Linked DNA regions of Homo sapiens: region 2 is linked to region 1. A link is an interaction called in ENCODE POLR2A ChIA-PET data of the cell type or tissue named here. Cell type or tissue: GM12878. All regions are shown on one strand.

The links. Peaks named below come from ENCODE experiments on the same cell type or tissue, not always from the same donor. Only the 100,000 strongest peaks of a DNase experiment are listed, where the experiment ranks them.
Region 2: POLR2A ChIA-PET joins it to region 1 with 6 read pairs; 3 of 35 experiments call an interaction of 5 or more read pairs at or near these places.

What each region holds. Positions count from the first base shown.
Region 1 is chr11:109,969,863-109,972,362 of GRCh38, forward strand. It overlaps LOC105369484 (a long non-coding RNA gene), which reads left to right. Exons shown (of 3, transcript XR_948004.2): 2 at 2,464-2,500. Among named protein-coding and RNA genes, the nearest start is that of ZC3H12C, 120 kb to the right of the region's middle. In GM12878, no CTCF peak of the experiment used is centred here; DNase peaks (open chromatin) are centred at 969, 1,434 and 2,399; H3K4me3 peaks cover 501 bases; H3K27ac peaks cover 2,050 bases.
Region 2 is chr11:110,157,718-110,160,217 of GRCh38, forward strand. ZC3H12C (zinc finger CCCH-type containing 12C) reads left to right here. Exons shown (of 6, transcript NM_033390.2): 4 at 1,539-1,773. Among named protein-coding and RNA genes, the nearest start is that of ZC3H12C, 66 kb to the left of the region's middle. In GM12878, no CTCF peak of the experiment used is centred here; no DNase peak of the experiment used is centred here.

The DNA.
Region 1 (2,500 bases):
TGGAAATTATTTTATAAACTGTCTAACCATTTATACTTTCTCTTCTGCAAATTACCAGTTAACACGTCCATTTAATATGCCCATTTCCATCCAGTCATGATGTTGGTCTTCCTCTGACCTGATAGACTTACCTGGTGCCAAAGAACTGATTGATTTCTGTGCTTTTCAATATGATAGCCACCTGTGGCCACTGGGCACTGTGCCACAAGTTATAATATTTTGGATATAGTGAGTTTAATGAAATATATTATTAGAATTTATTGTATATGTTTCTTTTTACTTTTTAAAATATAGCTACTAGAAAATTTTAAACTACATATTTCTATTGGACAGAGCTACTTAGACCTTTGAATATCACTTGCTCTGAAATTCTTCTTGGTCAAAACTCTCATTGCCCACACCCTTATGTTGGGTTCTCCTGCTATTACATGGTCTATCAGCCATAGTCTGTTGTTAACCTTCTAGATAATGCTGTGTTGAGTCCAATCCCTCTCCTCGAAATCCCTGCTGCATTTCATTCTCCGAGTCTCACCTCCTCCTAATTCAGTTCCATCCTCCTGTGATTAATCCTCCCAAGTCTCAACACATCTCAATTAGGTTCTATTACAGATTCCTGGATGAAATGGCAAACTTGATTAGGATTTTTAAATCCTATAATGTGTGTTAAATAGATTATACTCACTGCTATCTATGTTTATATTCCATTTATTCTATTTCTAGCAATAAAACATGGCTTTTCAAATGCTGAGTATTTTTTATTTGAAAGTGCCATTGAAAGGTTACAAACATACAAAGCTAATAAACAATTGCATATGTTTTTCAAATTCCCCTACCTCTGCCCACACCTTCAAACGTAACCACTGTGAATCCTCTCAAAACCACAGTTGGTGAAGACAGCCAAAGGTTATATCTGTAGCCACGAACCCTCAAAAGTTTCCTAACACCAACTCCAGCTGACTAAAATGTCACAGACATTTACTTATAATCCCTGGGGTTTTTGAATCTATAAGGCAGCATGGGTATGGGTTAACTTACCTGGCCACAGTAGAATTTTTTAAAGCCCTTTATGAAGGATTCAAGAAAAAGAAGTCTGTAACGCTGATGCAAAGTAGAATTCTTAATGTATTGAAAGGGATTATCATATGTCACGTGGAAATTCAACCTCGTTTTTTAGATCCACAGCTCTTTCCTTGTTGCCTAAATTCGTAATCGTGAGGCTCATTTGCCTTAGAGAAGTATCTGCAGCACATTTTTAATGCCAGACCTGCTCCTTCCGCCGTTCTTGCCCCTTTCCAGCAAGCTATTTCCCACCTCCCCCAACATCCCCATGGCTGCCCAGGAATTAAAACCAATTTGAATATGTAATCATGTGGAATAATAAGCACAAGTGTACTCTCTGGGGTGCTCTCTGGCTGCTACTCATCTCCTTGCAACTAGTTTCCTAAGTGCCTTTGAGAGATGCTGAGAACGCCATGTTGACGGTTAACCTTTTAACAGTTTTGCCATTCTCTGTTCACTCTGGCTACAAGCCCAGCTCTAAAGGAGGCACAGGAAGTGGGGTGAAGGAAGGGTTTCCTTCCTTCTAAGACTCACTGGAGAAACATTCTCCATAGCCTGAGGAAGAGAGTTGAGCAGGCTTTGAATAGTGTATTTTTAAAACATTCATTATTCTGACAATGGAGTTTCATGAAACTAGCTTTTATTCCTTTTATGCAAGTCAAACAGAGATTGCCCAAAACATATTACCATGCCAGGAAGTAAATAACTATTGCCTTGTTTTATGAATATGAGAAATTTCTGTGAAGATGCCTAAATATTTTGATTAATTTAAAAGCAGATGAGCTGATGTGTAGGTATTTACAACATCAAAGTACTTTTCTGATTGACTCAGTTTCAAAAATGCAATATAAAAGGTAGAGCATTCATCTTAAATAGCAATTTAGAAGTGGATGCTTTGGGTATTCTGAGGCATTCAAAATCTGATTATTTTGATACTGATACTGCTATTTTGATGCAAACACTGCAGTGATCAATTTGGTGGATGTGAGGGGAGGGCCTCACTCGGTATCTAGTATTCCTTATTAAAATGTAAAAGCACCCACTGTACCTCTTGAATATATAAGAATAATGAGCCATACCAGTAAATATCTGAATTGCAATCAGTGTTGTTTTGCCTGTATCGTCTCATTTCATCTTCAAAGCATGTGTCTGGGAGATAGATATTATTAGGAGTAATCACTGATGTTGCTGAGATTGAGACTTCCTTCGCAGTTGGTTATAAAGATCTAAGAATAAATCATCTTTCTTGAACTCGAGCATATCCATTAAGGTCAGAATTTCTGCAGATTGAGCTGGAGCTATTTTTAGGTACGGTTCTAAAGCAGCTGCAATTCAAGTGTCACAGTGCATGCCTTTTTGGCTCAGCAGTTGATAGTTCTGCTTCGTGCTACTCTCCTTCCCCAGACTCCTGGGACCATCGCATAGAGGGTGCTTGAGACAT
Region 2 (2,500 bases), 190 kb after region 1:
CATCTGTCAGGAGCATCATCAATCTGTATGCCAGGATTAGAGCTGACCCGTGTCACTCTTCCATCTGTACCCAGCTCACACTTCTGCTGTGGCAGTTACAACCCTTGCTTACCTGGCTTATGTGTTTGTCCAGTGCAGTCAGACTGAGGCTCCTTTGGAGAGGTGATTTTTAATCTTGATGGCTGTTACACCTGGCACAATACCAGGAAGGTATGTAATAATCATCCGTTGCAGAGATGGATTGAAAAAAACTTAGTAAGTCCAGTTAATAAGCATTGAGAAGAAGTGAGCTTTTTTTTAAAAAAAATCATGACATCTGTAGGTTTGTGCCCCGCACTCTGTGCCAGAACTTACAATGGTGGGAAAATGGGGGACAGAGGAGCAAAAGTAGAAGGAAAGGATGGTTGAAAGAGAATTTTTATCATTGATTAACATATGAACTCTAGTACCCTTTTTTAAATCACAAAACAAGTCAATAGAGTTACAAAGTGCTATAAGAGTATGCCAACCAGCCGGGCACGGTGGCTCACTCCTGTAATCCCAGCACTTTGGGAGGCTGAGGCGGGTGGATCACCTGAGGTCAGGAGTTCAAGAACAGCCTGGCCAACATGGTGAAACCCTGTCTCTAATAAAAATACAAAAATTAGCCAGGCGTGGTGACAGGCGCCTGTAATCCCAGCTACTCAGAAGGCTGAGGCACAAGAATCACTTGAACCGGGGAGGCGGAGGTTGCAGTGAGCCAAGATCACACCACTGCACTCCAGCCTGGGCGATAGACCAAGACTCAGTCACAGAAAAAAAAAAAATCCAACCACAGACAAAATGAGCATATCTCTACCTGGCCTTTTCTAATCAGCAGATGTTTTCTCCACATGATGACTTCTTATCTTTTACTCAGTCTGACCCCCACAAGAATGCTGGCATTTGTCACCATGTCTCACAGAAAGGTCATGGGGCATATTGTAGCCATGTTTATAACAACACTTGTGACCTCACTGCCTTCTCTCTCTTTGAACTTTCTGCATTTAAAGATTTTTCTCTTTGCTACCTGGACAACTTCTACTTCCTTTCATACTCTCCCACTAGTTAGAAGAAAATAATTACGAAGTATGCAAACAAACTTAAAAGGAAAAAAATGTATTGCTCACACCTGAACCCCACACAGCATACAGCTGCTTTATTAGAATGGCATTCAAGTAGGAACGTGGAAGAAGCTGTGTCCATAGTGGTCGTGTGATGACTCCAGCTCTTAAGCAAAAGCTTCACATAATGACAGTCAGAATTTGCCCAGTCATGGTTCAATTTTATACTGTTCGTATTTTTTTAACTAGTTTTAAAGTCTTTATTATTAAAATTCCTGAAGGAAAAATACTATTGAGAGTTGGAAATGATGCTGTATCTACAAATTAAATCATAATCCCTAATTAAAGGATTTCATATATACAGCTTATGTTTTAGAGTTTCACATTGTATGAAAGTTGCCATGTGTGTTATCTATGTATTTACTTTCTGCCATCCTACCGTCATTATTCTTGCAGATCAGGAAATTTTACGTAAATTAGAGAAGGAGAAAATCCTGGTGTTCACGCCATCCCGGCGAGTCCAGGGGAGGAGAGTGGTGTGCTATGACGACAGGTTCATCGTGAAGCTGGCTTTTGAGTCGGACGGTATCATTGTGTCCAATGATAACTACAGGGACTTGGCTAATGAGAAGCCAGAATGGAAGAAGTTCATAGATGAACGATTATTAATGTATTCATTTGTCAATGACAAGTAAGTAAAACCATTTACTTGCCAATGATACTGCTTCTGTAAAAATATAACTATCCCTGGCAGCTGCTACAGAATTCTCTTTTTGCCACTGTCCAGACTTCACACAGGTTTCTAACAACTGATCTCCCCACTGATCCTCAGTGGGAGTCAGGAAAACTGCAGAATCATTGCCAGAGGAGGCCCGGTGTGAGTGGCAGGCCCCACCTTTCCCTGTAAGTCACTCATAGAACACCTAAGGTAGAGGAAGTCTTCTAAGACTATGTCTGGAGAACCTGAGGAAACAGACACTGGGGAAATTCCCATCTTCACCCTCAAAGGACTGCCTTTTAAAATCAATTTAGAGCACTGATAGCTTACTAAATAAGCCATGCTTGGCTTAACAACAGGGATACGTTCTGAGAAATTCATCTTCAGGCGATTTCATTGTGGGTATGAACATCATAGAGTGTACTTACACAAACCAGCTGGAACAGCCTACTACACGCCTAGGCGATGTGGTACATATAGCCTGTTGCTTCCAGGCTACCAACTTGTATAGCATGCTACTGTACTGAATACTGTAGGCAACTGTAATACGATGGTATGATATGTTTGTATATCTAAACATACCTAAACACTGAAGAGGTATATATACCATAAAATATGGTATAAAAGATTTCTAAATGGTATGTCTCTGTAGGGCACTTACCATGAATGGGGCTTGCAGGACGGGAAGTTGTCCTGAGTG